Regions from separate parts of the Homo sapiens genome. Here region 2 is linked to region 1. A link is an interaction called in ENCODE POLR2A ChIA-PET data of the cell type or tissue named here. Cell type or tissue: OCI-LY7. All regions are shown on one strand. Links, peaks and the distances in the headings refer to the core of each region. The heading gives the core; the rest is flanking DNA.

Evidence for each region. ChIA-PET counts read pairs that join two places held together with the same protein. Peaks named below come from ENCODE experiments on the same cell type or tissue, not always from the same donor. Only the 100,000 strongest peaks of a DNase experiment are listed, where the experiment ranks them.
Region 2: POLR2A ChIA-PET joins it to region 1 with 6 read pairs; 6 of 35 experiments call an interaction of 5 or more read pairs at or near these places.

The regions. Positions count from the first base shown.
Region 1 is chr12:46,296,083-46,305,151 of GRCh38, reverse strand. No RefSeq gene overlaps it. Among named protein-coding and RNA genes, the nearest start is that of SLC38A1, 32 kb to the right of the region's middle. In OCI-LY7, for the core only: no CTCF peak of the experiment used is centred there; a DNase peak (open chromatin) is centred at 4,011.
Region 2 is chr12:46,125,246-46,134,314 of GRCh38, reverse strand. No RefSeq gene overlaps it. Among named protein-coding and RNA genes, the nearest start is that of SCAF11, 140 kb to the right of the region's middle. In OCI-LY7, for the core only: no CTCF peak of the experiment used is centred there; no DNase peak of the experiment used is centred there.

The sequences.
Region 1 (9,069 bases), core at 2,464-6,463:
GTGCATGGATCAGTCCATTTGATGGCGTTCTATGGGTCCCTTACATTATGTTCACTTTTCTTCAATTTGTTTTACTTCTGTTCCTCAGAGTAGATAATTTCTTTTGTCCTATATTCAAGGTTACAAGCTCCAGAATTTTTTTGTGGTTTCTCTTTAGGTTTTCTGTCTCTTTACTGATATTTCCATTTTTGCATACATTGTTTTCTTGACTTTCCTTATGTCTTCCTTTAAATATTTGAGCATTTTTAAGATGGTTGTTTAAAGTTTTTGGTCCATTCAGAATTAGGTGTTTTTCAGGAACAGTTTCTCTTGGTTTATTGTTTATTTTTTTCTTTTGAATGAGTCTTTCTTTCTTGTTTCTTTGTACACCTGGTGATTTTTTTGTTGAAAAGTGGACATTTGAATAATGTAGTAACTCTGGATATCAGATTCTCCCCCTTCTCCAGGGTTTTGGTTTTTGTTTTTGTTTGTCTATTGATTATTGTAGGCTATCTCTGTGCTGAGGATCAGCCTGAGGCATAAACCTAAAGTCCTCTCAGTCCTTTTCTGAGCCTCTGCCTTTCCCTGGGCAGGCACTACGACTTTCTAATTTCTCTGTATATGTAGTCGCTTTTGGACGTTCTAGTTTTTAATGTATTGTCCCCAAAGAGGAAAAAGACAAAATGAAGGGGAAAAAATGTGCCAGCCATTTAAATGCTCTGAAAATCACTTCAGCCAGAGAAAGAGGGACTTCGAATAATAGAGAGAGGTGCAACAATAGGGGCTTCCTGCCCCTTTGTTTATATCTCTGTAATCAGAAGCAGCGATCAGCAAACAGGTCCCAAACATTAGGACAGGGTCCTTTTTGCCCTCTCTAGCTCCCTCAAGCTGTGTGCAATCTGCTCCAGGAACATGTGTACAGCTGCCTGCCAGAGGGTTGAGGTAGTTGTTACTGTGCCAAGAACTGAAATGGACCAAAAGAAACTGTAATTTACTTTCTGAGCCTTTCCCTGGAAGTTGCAAGCATTGAAGATACTCCGGAGTTCCAAAATAGTTACATTAGCCAGATTCTGCCATTGTGATTGTTGTGTAGGTGGGGAGACACACTTCTGGTGCTTCCTATTCTGCCATTTTCCCAGAATCCTCCTTTCAGGGAACTTTTATTGTTATTTTACACACAATTCTGACAAGATTAAGTATCTGGTATCCAAGCCTATAGTAGATCAGAAGTAGCAATTCAGAAGGAGGAAAGTAAGCTTTAATGAGCAGGCCCACTGCCTCACATATACTTAGTGGTGCCTAGAGCAATGCTCTCCCTGCCTCAGTGTCTGCTGTTGGAGCCATCCCTGCTCCACCGAGGGCTACTGCTCTACTACCCACAGACCCCTGCCTGTCCTATTCACTCTAGATCTTTTCTCACTTTGCAGCTGGTTAGAGACATCTGCTTTTCCTAGTTGGAGACCAGCCATTTCAGAGAAAGGTAACCACAGCAGAGATGTGCCACACATGATACAGTTCTTCTCCTTCCTCTACTCCTTAATCACCATCTTCTCTTTCTAAACCCGCAGAACACCAACTCTTTCCAGCAGCCCAGACTCTGCAGTTAAGCCTGAACCACTCTGTGCAATATATATCTTTATACTAAGATGATTTTTCCTTAAAGGCTCAATTGCCTCTTCCTGAAGTTTAATGATTTTTGTTTTGGGGGGAGGTTCTCTCTTTTACATTAAAACTTTCTACACATCGTAAGCCCCATTTGCGAGCTGTATTCTATTTAGTTCATTTACCCTGAGTTTCCGGATCACTGTAAGTTGAGAGATAAAACTGAACATCTAGCGACAACATTCCAAGGGAGTTAAATTTCTGGAACTTTCTAACACAGTTAGGAAGTCAGTCAGCCAGGATCATGCAGATGACCTCTAGGGGGCAGTACTTCCTAGTTCCACAGGCCAGCCTATCAGAGACTTTGCTCTGGCTTAGCAAAAAATAATCTTACATCATCATTAGCTTCCCACCAAATTAGTAAGCATACACAAACACAGGCATGTGTGTACATGCATGCACACATGCACACACACAAATTAACTTTCATATTCAATCCTGGCAATGGTACAGTAAAACTGTTGCTTTCAAATATTGATGATGATATTGGAACGTATTTGGAAAGCAATATAGTAAAATGTATCAAAAATTCTAAAAAATGTTTGCTGACGTAGTAATTCTGTTAACCTATATGTGGTCTCAAAAGATCATCTAAAATGTGGGGACAGATATGTCCTGCATTATTTATAATGTTAAAAATTATAAGAAAATTGGCTGGGTGCAGTGGCTTAAGCCTGTAATCCCAGCACTTTGGGAGGCCGAGGCGGGCAGATCACGAGGTCAGGAGATCGAGACCATCCTGCCTAACACGGTGAAACCCCGTCTCTACTAAAAATACAAAAAAATTAGCTGGGCGTGGTGGTGGGCGCCTGTAGTCCCAGCTACTCAGGAGGCTGAGGCAGGAGAATGGCGTGAACCCGGGAGGCGGAGCTTGCAGTGAGCCAAGATTGCGCCACTGCACTCCAGCCTGGGCGACAGAGCGAGACTCTGTCTCAAAAAAAAAGAAAGAAAGAAAGAAAGAGAATTAAAAGCCAATAATAGATTAAAGATATTATACTACCTTTATCCAATGGAATTCTATGTTGATATTAAAATAATTTACATAAAGTCTATGTTACAATATATGCATGGTACAATAGCTACCATTTATTAAATGCTTACTATGTTCCAAGCTGTATATTAGATATGTATGGATATTACTTCCTTTCTGTCTCACAATAACCCTAGGAAGCAGGGTTTAAGGCTCTCTCGTTTTGTTGTTGCTGTTTTTTTTTTGTTTGTTTGTTTGTTTTTGAGACAGAGTCTTGCTCTGTCGCCCAGGCTAGAGTGCAGTGGCATAATCTTGGCTCACTGCAACCTCTGCCTCCCGGGTTCAAGCAATTCTCCTGCCTCAGCCTCCTGAGTAGCTGGGATTACAGGTGCATGCCACCATGCCTGGCTAATTTTTGTGTTTTTTTAGTAGAGACGGGGTCTCACCATGTTGGCCAGGCTGATCTTGAGCTCCTGACCGTGTGATCCTCCCTCCTCAGCCTTCCAAAGTGCTGGGATTACAGGATTACAGGCATAAGCCACCGCTCCCAGCCTATTTAAGGCTCCCTTAAAGGTTCTTCCTTCATGCTCGCTTCCCTCTTCCTATCTAGCTAGTCTCCTTTTCCACTTGATGAAAAGAGAACTCCTTATAGAAGCTCATAGCTGACTCCAGAGCCTGGGAGTTTAACCACTATCCTAAACTGTCTCCTATCTAATATGATACTAAACGGAAAAGCAAAAAGGAATTAGATTACAAAATTATTATATCCACTACAATTTAAACTTGACAGATGTTGCCTTTAGAAAAAATCTTGGAAATGAATACACAGGATTGATGACAGTTGTTTTAGGGTAATGGGATGCTAATTTTTTCAAAATTTTTTTGTAATATAGTTTATTCTTATAAGCTTAAATATTTTAAGGCCAAAATGAAAATTTTTGGGTTCTCAAATGATGAATCATTCTTTCCTTGCTCTAAAACATTCATCATGGTCATTGTAATGTTTTCACATTTTAAAAATATGCTAAGCAATTAAAAATGTTTTCCACAACATATGTGAAAGTAATGGTGATTAAGCATTGAAGCTTTAGAGCTTAAGGGGAGAAATATTGATAATCTCACAGAAACTCATCAATATAGTGCTGTGTAGGTTTTTATTTTATGTACATTGGCTCACTTGATCTTTCCAATGCCTGAAAGTTAGAACTTCAACTTTCTGAAAGTTGTCCAGAAAGCTAATTCCCTCAAGGCTCAATGAAGTCCCAGCTCTACCATATTTACTGTATTTACTGGCTAGTCTACATGTCCCAGAAAAAAGCCACTGGGGTGCTTTGCTCAACCCCACTTAGCACAGCTGGAAACACAGCTGCAGGATGCAGCTGTTCAAATCTCTCAAATAATCATCACTGAAAAATGCTGAAGAGGAAGGCCCTTTTGAAGATTCCTCTTTATCACCCCCCACTTCTGCCTGTCCCTGCAGGCCGGCTTCCCTTTCCCACTTAATAGGAAGAACACTTCTACTTACTGTTGTTAAACAACTAACAGCTGGTGAAAGAGGCGGCACCTGACTTCTTCCCCGCACTTAAGGCTCTCACAAACATAAATGCAACTGCAGAAATTTGGGGGACAAATATTGCCCCCACTGGGTAAAATCTCAGCAGAAACTGCAGCTTTTTTTTTTTTTGAGACAGAGTTTCACTCTTGTTGCCAAGGCTGGAGTGCAATGGTGCGATCTTGGCTCACTTCCACCTCTGCCTCCAGGGTTCAAGCGATTCTCTGCCTCAGCCTCCTGAGTAGCTGAGACTACAGGTGCTTGCCACCATGCCCAGCTAATTTTTTGTATTTTTAGTAGAGATGGGGTTTCACCATGTTAGGATGGTCTCGATCTCCTGACCTCGTGATCCACCTGCCTTGGCCTCCCGAAGTGCTGGCATTACAGGAGTGAGCCACCACGCCTGGCCAAAACAGTAGCTTTAATTCAGACTTAAAACACCTAACAGGGAAAACAAACTCTAAATGCCACTCCTCTTTTTTAAAAGTATAATTTTCTTCTGATTATAAAATTAATGCCTCATGTAGAAAAATGCAAAAATGAAAATGAGTTTAAAGAACATAAAATCACCGTAAGTGCTTTCACCCAGAAATAGCCTCTAATAATATACATATTTTTAAGAATCCTGACCTTTAAAAACTATGTGATTATATGTATTTTTCAAAAACATACATTTACATGCACTTTTAAATTCTGCCATTTGAGAATCATACTGCATATACCAGTTTCCTAATTTATTTTCAGTTAACATTACTTGGATCTTCCCATTTTATTAACTAAGCTGCAAAATTACATTTTTAATGTGTTATGCATAATATCATAACTTTAGAAACCATTCCCCCTACAGTTTTGTTGTAATATTAGCACCATCTGACTCCTCTTCCTGTATTCCTTAACTCCACTGTATCCTCATGGGCATTTAACACTCTCTGGCTTCAGTGAGAATTAAGCACAGGAAAAGGAAAAGCAGGCCATCTGTGCAGGAAGGTAAAACCAGTGTAAATTAAATGGGGTGTGAAAAAAAGGCACTTATGCTCTTTAAATATGTGCTACTTGAAAGAAATGCTTACCTATGTACAGAACTAATCACTGGACACACAAGCTTCAGGTGAATGATGGGTGCTAAGTGTTCTTTGTTCACAAAGCAAAAGCAATCCTATTTTTCAAAATAAGCTTTATAGCTCCAAAATGAACAAAAGAGATTTTGATCAAATCTTAAACATTTCAAGGACATTAAGCCAAACACAAAACAAACCTCCACCTCTGGTGATAGTGCCATTCTCCTCCTGGCCCTACTTATCAGCTCAGTTATTTTTGACTCTTTCTATTCATCCAGAGCTGTTTGCTCACACATTGTCATCTCCTTCTCACTGATGAGTTTTTGTTCTTCCATTTTTTTTTCTACTTCTCCCACCACTCATCTCCTCCTTGTCTTCATTGGAACACTTGCAGTGGAATAACATGGTGATAGAGAATGTGGGGTTTGAAGTCATGCTGAGCTTTTGAATTCTGTCTGTGGCAACTTATGCAAATAATTTATCCTCTCTGTCCCTTAGCCTCCAATTTGACAGATGGGGATGATGGTACCTACTTCATAGGACTGTTGTGAGGAGTACGTGTTACTTTCTGTAATGCACTATTAAAATAGTGCCCAGCACAGTGAGCACTTGACCAATATTGCTATTGTTCTTACTACTGGAGGAGCTCCCTCAATGTTTTCTCTGCTTTTAGGCTCTCAACTCACACACAAGAATAACTATAGTGACCTCTGTTGCCAGCTGTTTGCCTCCTGTGTGCCTAAGCTCAATACATGTTTTATTTTTATTCCTTACAACATTCTGTCCACTAGATATTATGCTCCGTTTTACAGATGGGAAAACAGACTTGAAAAAAATTACAATCCATCTTTTACAATTTCATTAAAAAACTGCAACATCCATTTTAGTCACATGATTTCTTTGCTCAAATGTCCCTAAGATATTCTATTAACTGCACACACCACTCTCACACACCTTACTTCAGTTTTCCAATCACAGATATTGGGTTAGTGTCTGTTAACTCATTCTCACTGCAACACAACGTAGCCATTCCAAATCTATCTCTCTGCCTTCTCAGCTCCAGTCCTGAGGTTCCTTTTTATTTTGCTCATGCTCCTTCCTTTCCTTATTACCATTTTCTATCATAAGAAAAGATTTAAATCTTCACCTTCTTCTAGAAGTGCAGTGAAATACTCTGTTCTTGTACTTCTTGGAGTACTTCACTCACATTGAAGGTCCCTAATTTAACTATGGATACCTTTTTAAAAAGAATCAATGCATGTGGTCAAAGATAAAATGATTGGTATATGTTGGTGAAATTTTGGAACAAGACATTGTGATTTTAAGATTTTTCCAGCCACTGACAGAGAAGCATAGTTTAGATGGCTGAGGTGGCCAAGCTGGCAGTGATGGTTTAAAGCTTCTCAGACTTCAGTGTGCAAAGCAATCACTTAGGGAACTGGCTAAAATCACTTAGGGAACTGGCTAAAATCACTTAGGGAACTGGTTAAAATCGCTTAGGGAACTGCTCAAAATGCAGATTCTGATTCTGCAGGCCTAGAGTGGAGCCTGATGTTCTGCATATCTGATAAAGTCTCAGGTGATGATGATGCTGATGCTGTTGATTCTTGAGTAGCAAGGGTTGAGGAGACATTCTCAAGGAAAAAATGGAAAAACTCTAATCGAGAACCATAGAAAAACACTAACTAATAAAGAGATAAAAAGCAAAAGTAACCTACAAATGACAAATATTTGTCAAGGAATAGAAAGACCCAAAGTTTTAAGGGATTTCAGGAATAAATTTGACTGGATGTACTTTTCATCTTTTATATTAACTTTAGATCCAAATTCTGCACGCCTCTCATGCACCTCTCCGTCACATAGGATTTATTATCTGCACTGTCTCCTAGCACTTTCTGGTCACTCCTGCATTCCATGTCCACTAGCGCTTTAGAATAATGTTTAAAGGCCTCTAGACGTCAGAACTTTTTATAGGTAAACGTGCAAAGAATTTAGGAAGTTGTAATGGGATGAAGCGGGAGGAAAAGAACAAGATCAGGAGTTAGAATTAGAGATTTTTGGAAGTAAGGTGATGGTCCAGAGAAACATCTTCAAACAAAATCTGGGACCAATGATCTGACAATAGAATAGCCAAAGTGAGCACAGATCATATATTTGAAAATTTAAAGCATGGGACACATCGTCCACACACATATAGAAAATAGTTGAGGAGACTAGAGGTACTTAGGCTGAGGAAGACGGAAAAAAGACAGATTGGCAGGGAAGGAGAGGGGAAGGGCATTGCAGAGAGAATACATGAGAAGCTACCTCAAATATCTGGAGTATGTGTCATCTCATGAAATAACTGTTTATTTCCAGTCCAAGGAGCTGAAAGACTATTTATCAGGAAGTGATTATAGGAAATTATCATATGGAGGAATATATTATGAAGAAAATTCCAGCATCCCAGCTTGGATTGCTGTCTTTCTATGATGGTTTCAAGATCTGGCCACTTATTCAGCTGACACCTGCGTTGCCACTGGTAAGTCTAGTCTTTTCAGGGACTTTGCAAGCTTCTTGAGAGGTTCAACCCCATAAGTAAATCTCTTTCTCCTTCTTTTTTTTTTTTAGACAGAGTCTCGCTCTGTTGCCCAGGCTGGAGCACAGTGGCCTAATCGGCTCACTGCAACCTCCGCCTCCCGGGTTCAACCTATTCTCATGCCTCAGCCTTCTGAGTAGCTGAGATTACAGGTGCCTGCCAACATACCCGGCTAATTTTTGTATTTTTATTAGAGACAGGGTTTTGCCACGTTGACCAGGCTGGTTTGGAACACCTGACCTCAAGTGATCCACCTGCCTCAGCCTCAAAATGCTGGGATTACACGTGTGAGCCACCGCACCCCACCCTCCTTCCTCTTTTTAGTGTGCCCTCTGGCCCATTTCTCCTTTTCTCCACCTAAAAATGTGAAAGTTTCTTGTGGAACAGAAGTCACAGAGACTGACTAGATGTCTGGTGATAACATTTTCTAAGCTAAATATAAGAAGCCCTGCTTTGACTTATAATCTGGTAACAGAGCCCACAGCTGATGTGGGCTGTGTCTCCCTAACCCAGCATATATAACCCCAGCCCCTCCAGAGGAGTGGCAGGTAGAGTCGGAATGGTTCCCCTGCTCCACTTGCTGTGGGCTCTCACCACAATGGGGACAGGTATTGAGGAAAAGCAGAAGGACTGGAGGCAGGGAAGCCATGAAGCAAGCATTGCTCCTTCCTCCTCTAAAAAAGGAAAAGTTCCCCTGTGAGGTTTCCTAGTTGAATTTATCAGCAAATACCTTAATCAAAGTTCATACTTTAGCAGGGACTCTTCTGAAATTCACTGAATCCAGGCACTGGACATAGGGGAGGCCCTGGAGTGGCAGTGGAGGGTAGGAGTGGCACAACGAAGGAAATAGGCTGATAAGGGAGGTAAGGAGGGCACCAGGATACTCTGTCCAGAGTTGGCTGTGCCACAGGTTGCCCTTTCCTCTTGTGTTATCTTGCCCATAGATTCTGTTACAGGAGTTATCTCCCTTTCTCAGAGAAAGAGCTGAGGTGGAGAGGATTTTAGTAGGAGAGTAGTGCATTGATGGTTTCCCCAGAGAAGGAGCTGTAGCCAATTGGACTATGTGTAGCATGTGTGTGTGTGTGTGTGTGTGTGTGTGTGTGTGTGTGTATACATACCAATGTGTGCAGGTGTGCCTGAGAGCTTGTGTGTTTTGCAACTTCAACTGATCAGAGGAGCATATATCTTTAACTACCCAAGTGGTAATGATAATGATGATGGCTAAGATTCATTTGGCTGTTTCTATATGGTGCTATTCTAGAGGCTTTAC
Region 2 (9,069 bases), core at 2,820-6,819, 170 kb after region 1:
CAAATCTGGAATTTATGGATTCATGAAATTTGTCTCCCTAAACAATGTCATTAATCTATGTAAGAATCTATGTAAGAACAATGTCATTAATCTATGTCATTAATCTATGTAAGAATAAAACATGTAAGACATGTTTCATGAAAGAAACAGCTGTCTTCTGTGCAAATGATAGGACTGCATACATCACTAAGAGATCCTGTTTGTTAATCAGGGCCAGAAGTAATCCTAACATAGCAAGAAATGACCAGGAAAGCTTTGTTGGTGATCCTAGACTTCTGCTTTATCTGTGCCTTGAAGTTGTGTATCCTTGAAACTATAGTCATGCATCACTTAACGTCAGGGATACAGTCTAAGGAATGTGTTGTTAGGCAATTTCATTGTTGTGCAAACATCATAGAGTGCACTTACACAAACCTAGCTGGTTTCGCCTACTTACTACATACCTAGAATATATGGTACAGCCTATTGCTCCTAGACTACAAACTGGTACAGTATGAAACTATACTGAATACTGTAGGCAATTATAACACCATGGTTAAGCATTTGTGTACCTAAACATATCTAAACATAGAAAAGGTACTGTAAAAACACAGTGTCCTAATCTTAGGGGGCCACCGACATATGTGCGGTTGGACATTGACTGAACTGTCATTAGGCAATGCATGGCTATATTAGTAAACCTTGCTACTGTGTAAGATCTCTGATCCATGTGAGGCTGATTTGATCATCTGATCCTTTCTGTTATCCAATGCCCTTAGCAAATTAGTTAATATTTTGGTCATCAGTCCTCTCATCTGTAAAATGGGAAAAGTTATGGTTATCTCTCATAATTGTTGAAAAGAATAAACCAGATAAGATACAGAAAGCACCTAATGCACAGCAAAGGACAATAACCGTCATTTATATTCTCTACCTCTGACCCTCCACTAATGAAATGACATTTTCAACTTTATATGCGGAGCCACCAGTATTTATTTACTTTATTAATAAAGTATCTTGAGAGAGAGAGAGAGAGAAAGGTGCCAATTACACAAATGAGTGGAACAATGTCAACTCTCTTTGACAAAGAGATTACAAAAACTCAGTGGAGTGCCAATTATAAACATTCTTTTTTTCTCTAAAGAAAAAACCCTGAATCATACCAACAAGTTTTAAGACTTTTTAAAATTATTAAAGTGGATTTAAAATTATTAAAGTGGATTTCTGGATTAAAACTTTATCTAGCATAACTAAAATTTTCTAATGACAAAGATGGTTTAGTAAAAGTCAAATAAACTTTTTTCCCCTAAGCATTTATTCAAGTATTTATTAAGCACCTACTACATGTCAGGTATGTGCAAGACTCTGAGAATACAGAAATAAACAGAACGACATGGTCCCTGCCCTTTTATGTGGCACTTACAGCCTGGTAGAGAAACCATCTTTAAAAAAGTATCACACAAATAAATCTGTTACTACAAATCCTACTTAGTCCTGAAACAAGAAAGTATAGACAGTACAAGAGAGAAAAATAAGTGGACTGTTTTAGATTGGGGGCTCAGACAAAGTGGCCTTTAATCCAAGAAGGTAGTGTGGCACAGTGGGGAAGTCCTGAATTGGGGTTCAGAAGCTCTCCAATCACATCCTGGCTCTGCAACTTGCAAACTATGTGCTCCTGGACAAATGGCTTAAGTTATTTAAGCCTCAGCCTTCTTCTCTTTAAAATGGTAATAACAGCACTTGGTTCACAGAAGGTTGTTATAAGGTTTAAGGAAATAATATATGCAAAGAATGTATAAGACTGTACATGTTATTTCCCAAGGTCTCCCCTAGTCCTTGTCAGCCTAAAAAACATCAGATAAAAATATATTCTAATTTAATGAGTTTATTGGGGTGTAAGCAAAGAGGGTCGTAGTCCAGAATGCACAGCTATAGAAAGCCACAGATGCTTTCGAAGAGGTGGGGATAAGGGAAGCTTTTATTGGCAAAAAGAAGTTTAAGCATCTTGGAAAGAGAGCTCATTGGTTCCAGAGGCTCAAAGCCAGACTTGGCATCAGTTCACTGGAGGGGATGCCGATACTGGGCAAAGTGTTCTTTTAAGAGCATCTTATCTGAACTGCTGCAGTTCTAAACAATGTCTAGTGATAAACCTGGTCATAGAAATACATGCATATGTACAAAATGTAGATCATGAAAAGCATGAGATGTGTGAGAGATGAGAAGGAATTTCTCACGGAATTATTTTAGAAAGTGCTTAATACAGTTTGATCTCTGACACACAAACACAGGCCCTCCTCCTTCATGCTTTCCTGACTTGAACTTGTTTGGTTCTGACAAAAGTGACTTTATCCTGGTGTCTGCAACTTTCACACCCTCTAGTGTCCTCAAGTGGTTTCTTGGATGGCCCTAAGCCCTATTAATGCAGCCCGTCATACCTGCCTCCAGGGGCAGCTCAATATATTTTGGTCATTTCCTAAGCCCCTCCTCTACCACTAAAATTCACAGTCTCTTATCCATCCCTTTACTCCCCAGTCTTCATGTATCTGAATCAACTTGAAGTAGATAAACTGATGTCAAAAAGGAGATGTGTCAGAATCCCAAATAATATAAGTGCTTTGCAAAGGGGATATTCCAAACATGCCTTTGCTCCTCCTTTGCTTTACGCCATGATTGTGAGACCTCCCCAGCCATGTGAAACTGTGAGTCCATTAAACCTCTTTTTCTTTATAAATTACCCAGTCTCTGGTGTGTCTTTATTAACAGTGTGAGAACAGACTAATACACTGACTCAATCTCCTCTACTCTACTAAACACAGTGCCACCAGGGTTATTCTTTCTGTGACACAGCTCCAAACACCTCACATCATCCTTGGCTCAAGAACCTTTAGAGACTCTTTTCCTGCTCCCATTCTATACTCCTTAAGCTGAAAGAACACCCCTTGACAGCACCCCCATCCACACCACCGGATTGGGAAGTTGTTAGGACCAAAGAATACAATATATTCTCACATGTTCCCCCTTCCTCCACAGAGATTACAGAAAAATTCTTTGCCTAAAAATTTGTTGAGACCCCAAAAGGAGAGAAAGAAATTTACTTTGGGGGAGAAGAGGGAAGGGATAAGGCAGTATTTTTTAATCTTCATTTTTCAATTGACACTTTTACTGAGACAATTGTAGATTCACACATAGTTGTAGAAATAATACAAAGAGATCCCTGTACATTTTGTCCAGTTTTCACCAATGGTAATATTTTAGAAACTATAGTAAACTATCCTAAGCAGTATATTGACATTGATACAACCCGCCTATCTTATTCTGATTTCCCAAGTCTTACATTTTTACTTTTATTCATTTGCATTTGTGTTTTTATGTTTGTGTGTATTAAGTTCAATGTGATTTTATCAACTGTGTAGGTCTGTGTATCCACCACCACAGTCAAGATAATGTGACAACACTACAACGACCTCTCATGTTGTTTTTTCATAGCCACATCCATCTCCCTTATTCTCTCCCCCATCTCTAAGATCTGGCAATCACTAATCTGTTGTCCATTCATAAATTTGCCTTATATAATATATATTATGTTATATTATATAAGTGGATCACACGACATGTAACCTTTAGAATTGATTTTTTATTTCATCTGCATAATTCCCCAGAGATTAATCCAAATTGCTGCATGTATCCATAGCTTGATCCTTATTATTGCTGAGTAGTATTCTACAATATGTATGTACAGCAATTTTTTTAACTGGTCTTCTGTTGAAGGACATCTGAGCTCATTCCAGTTTTTTGCTATTATGAATAAAGCTGCTATGAATAATTGTGTACATATTTTTTATTTTCATTTCTCTGAGATAAATGCCTAAAAGTGCAGTTGCTAGATTGAATGGTAGTTTCATGCTTAGTTTTTTAAGAAACTGCCAATTTATTTTCCAGAGTGTACCATTAACATTTTCACCAGCAATGTATGAGTGACCCATGCATTTACTTTTAGACCTCCTTGCAGTTCTTGTTTAGCCAAGACATACTATCAAAAAGTAGATGACTCTTCAGTCTCCATCACTCATGAAGGTTCCCATCAAAGCCTGAAAGCAGGAGGATGAACAAAAGAAAACTGCTACTCTTTTTAATAATAATAATAGCTGACATTTATTGAGTAGTTACTGTATGCCAGGCACTGTGCCAAAGACTTCCTATGTTCAAATTCATTTGTTATTCATAATAGCCCTGGCCCCCGTCTCTACTAAAAATACAAAAATTAGCTGGGCATGGTGGTGCGTGCCTGTAGTCCCAGCTACTCAGGAGGCTGAGGCAGGAGAATTGCTTGAACCCAGAGGTTGCAGTGAGCCAAGATCACACCACTGCACTCCAGCCTGGACAACATAGCAAGACTCTGTCTCAAAAAGTAAAAGCAAAAATAGCCCTAAGGGTAGGTCCTATTATCATCCCTAATTTATATATTAGGAAGCCAAGGCTTAAAAAATAGAAGTACCTTGTTCTTGGCTACAGATTGTAAGTGGCAAAGCTAGGATTTGAACCTAGGGGGCTGTGCTTTCTACTACCAGATTATTCTGCCTCCTGTGTAATAATGGAAGGAACATCTCTGTGTTTGCTCAAGCAGCTGTGCAGGTTATAGTCAGGACAGTGTTTCTCTTTTTAAATATAAGTGTAGATTTTTACCATCTCTGGGAATTAATGTATAACATTGCAATGTGCGTGTGTGTGTGTGTGATTCAATAGGTATACAATGATCTTCCCTCAAGCCTGGTCATAGCTCCAGCTGATGTCTATTTCTATCTGGTCCTCATGTGTAACTTGGAGGGGACAAGAACATATACTAAATAGTATAGGAAGAAGATAAAGAAGAATTTATTCATAATATCTCAAATTAAGTAGAAGGTCTTGGTAAACACTTCCCCTGTTAAGCATGAGCAAGAGGAAAATAAATGATACAATGATTACACAAATATATTCTAGCAAAAAACAAAAGCGGAGAACAGATAAGAACAAGCATATAAAAGACAAATAAAGGGCCCAGTCTGGAAGAAAATATAACTCCACAGTTAGAAAAAACTCCTGCCAGCATTTCACAGTATAGAAAAACGTAATAAGCTCTCAAAAGCAAAATGATAAAACAAGAGGTAAAATGGGAAACAGCTGAGCTGAGACTACAAATTGAGGACCAAAACAACACCATGAGAGAACTAATAAATTGGGCAGAGCAAGAATAAAATAGGCTGAAAATGGAATTGCAGCAGTGACAGAGAGGGAAGATTTGATATTGTTATTGCAAATTAAGAAAAAAAGAGAAAAAATTTTTACAAGTAGAGAGGAATCGATGTGAAAGAGAGATAAAGATGATTTCACCCAGGGATAATTGATGTCTCTGAAGTAGAGAACCAAAAAAATGAAACAGAGAAAAATATTTTTTAAAAAAAGTTTCCCACATATTAATGAACTAAGCACTTCGGAGTTGAAAGAAAAGTATATAAAATAAAAATAAAACAAATCTTTCAGGAAAAACTGATGTGGAGTAATTAAAACAGATAACAGCTTGGTTAGGTTAATGACCTTTGGTGTTATAAGAATGGCATTAGGTTAATGATCTATAAGAGGTAGAAGAATGGAGGTAGAAAAACAAGTCACCTACATGGGAGAAAAAAATTAGGCTAGCTTAGACTTCTCTACAACAGTCAGTGCCAGAAGATAATGGAGCTGTGTCTACAGAATTCTGAGTAAAAGAAAGTGTGACTGAAGAATACCCAGACAGGTATATACCCAAAGGATTATAAATCATTCTACTATAAAGACACTTGCACATGTATGTTTATTGAAGTACTATTCACAATAGCAAAGACTTGGAACCAACCCAAATGCCCATCAATGATAGGCTGGATAAAGAAAATGTGGCACATACACACTATGCAGCCATAAAAAAGAATGAGTTCATGTCCTTTGCAGGGACATGGATGAAGCTGAAAACCATCATTCTCAGCAAACTAACACAGGAACAGAAAACCAAACACCGCATGTTCTCACTCATAAGTGGGAGAACAATGAGAACACATGGACACAGGGAGGGGAACATCACACACCAGGGCCTGTCAGGCGGGAGGTTGGGGGCAAGGGGAGGGAGAGCATTAGGACAAATACCTAATACATGCAGGGCTTAAAACCTAGACGACAGTTGATGGGTACAGCAAACCACCATGGCACATGTATACCTATGTAACAAAGCTGCACGTTCTGCACATGTATCCCAGAACTTAAAGTATTAAAAAAAAAAAAAAAAGAAAGAATACCCCGACAGGCTGGGTGCAGTGGTTCACACGTGTAATCCCAGCTCTTTGGGAGGATGAGGCAGAAGGATTTCTTGAGGCCAGAAGTCTGAGACCAGCAAGACCTCATCTCTGCAAAAAATTAGCCAGGCATGGTGGTGCATGCCTGTGGTCCCAGCTGCTTGGAACACTGAGGTGTGAGAATCGCTGAGCCCAGGAGTTCAAGGCTGCGGTGAGCTATGATCACGCCATAGCACTCCAGCCAGGACGAGAGCAAAACCCTGTCTTTAAAAATATTATCTACACAGTCTTGTTTGAGGATAAAAGCAATAAGCACACATGCTGAAGCATAAAAGGCCTTAGCAGATATAGCCCTTCTAGGGAAAAACTACAAGAGATTATATCAAGCTACACAAGGAATGAATGGACATGATAGGGTAAAAGCACTGGGATTATACTCAGTATTCAAAGAAAACAGTGTGTGTAGTGAGTAGTTCAGGAATTAGACCTCTGGAGCTTGAATCATGGCTCTGCTAATTCTCATTTTGAGCTTTAGACAAATTATTTAACCTTCCTTGTTCCCTTACTGGTAAGATGAGGATGATGATGTTTGGGTATCAGATGAAATAACCTATGTGAAGTTCTTAGCATTATATCCAGCATTAGATACTACTATTATAATAAAACAGTAAAATTTATTAAAAAATAATGGCTTCAATTTTTAAAGACTTTTTTATAATCTTTTGTCTTTTAATCTTGAGAACTAATATCTCTGCTGTAAAGAAATTTTTTAAAGACTGAAATCATTGGAAAGTTGGACAAGAAACTGGTATCGCTGATAACTCTGGGAAAGGAAAGCGGGTAGTTGGAAGACAGAATGGGATGGAGAATTTTCACTGGCTTTTCACCAACATATAGCTTTTGAAATTTGTCCTATGTGAATATATTACACATTTTTTAAACAACTAAAATTAAGAAACATTTACGTAAGTTTCCATAACTCCTCATTTTTAATCATGGTTTCTTTTTCTTCTTTGAAAATTCAAGTATAATTAAATTTAATACTTTAATGTAAAATTAGCATGAACAGTATGGTCTCATTTTTGCAAAATTATTCTTAGCCAGCCAGCCCTCCATCTGTATATATGCAAGAAAGAGGTCTGAAATTATTTCCTACGTGGTGAAATTTAGACTATTTTTAAAATTCATATTTTTCAGAATTGCTTGAATTTTTAAATAATAAATATTTGCCTTTTTAAAAAGTCATTGTTCTAAATAAATAAAAATTGTTATCTATTGGTTGCTAAGAAAAAACAAGGAGCTTGCCTGTACCACACAAGGGACTGGGCTCTGAATGTCGAAGTCCACCCTGGAGGGTCTGGTTAAAGTTCTGGTTGTAGAATTCTGTGCCTTAACTTCTGCTTTGGTAAATGTGCTGCCAAGAGGTTATGTCCCGTGGTGTGTCTTGTTGATTCTTTAAGTGGGAGGCTGATGCCTGATCTAGCCTCCTGCCAAACTGGACTAACTGCCCTTTCATAAGGACAGTTCCTTTTTGTGTTCCTGGTGTTCCAATCACCTAGAGTGCCCTCATTCTCCCTGACCCCTCAATTATATCTTTCTTCTAAAGCCATGTCAGGACCATGTCTTCCATGTACCTTTTTCTAACCTGTATACATGATTTCCCTCTTTGAAATCCCATAGCACATTTTTACAGCTGTCTTATGGCCATTCAATCATGTAACAAGTGTTTATTGAACATACGCCTTATATTTGTTTGTATATATGCCTTACTCTCTCTGCCTTAGAACAATTACCTGAGGGCAGGAAGTATGTCATGCTCATTTGGTATTTCTACAGCACCCAGCATAATACCTTTTAAAGAACAACAGTCAAAAAATGTTTGTTGCATAATTAAAGAAATGAACAATAAGTATTTGTTGGATTGAACTGATTACTTGTTTTTGCACATTTTCGGAAGCTTAGAAGCCTTTTTGTGTTGAAAGCTAAGCGGTTCACATGCCTTCAGAATTATTCTGAGTTTGTCTAAAGTGCAAACATTTCCCCTTTCTCTCAAAACACTGGCATGGATAAAAATCCTTGGAAAGGTACAAGGTCAAAATGGCTGAATAATAGAGTAGTGATTTTTATTTCTGCTTCATTCTGAGGAGGTGCGGTAATACTGAAAGCTGACATAACAAAGACAATTTCTCCCTAGTCCTCTGATCCCTAATGTTCAATATCGGCTCAGAGACAGCTTTCCAAAATGAGTTCACATTACTCAGAGTTTTCGTCTTTTAATGGGGCTGTTTAATCACAAAAAGCTACATTCGACCTATATTACTGAAAATCTAAATAAAGCTAATATGGTACATATAATGGCATATTGACGATGAGATAATGTGTATGGAATTTAAAATAAAGGCACTACAAATACAAAATAGTGTGTAGAATTAAAGCAACATCTTTGAGATAGTGAGGATTAGATATGGAAACTGTTCCTCTGTAATCTAGTTAGAGCTGTCTTTCCAAAACAGGGTGTGTTGAAAAGCCTCTCTCTCTCTCCCTCTTTCTCCTCTCCTCCCCTCCCCTCTTCTCCCCTCCCCTCCCCTCCCCTCCTCTCCTCTCCTCTCTCTCCTCTCCTCTCTCTCTCTCTCTCTCTCTCTCTCTCGCTCTCTCGCTCTCTCGCTCGCTCTCTCTCGCTCTCTCTTCTCTCCTTTCCCCTGAACCCATGAAGAGTGAGCAAAGAGTAATGTGCTGCCATCTACTGACGGCTGCATTAAAGAGCAGCTCAGGACACATTAAACAATTT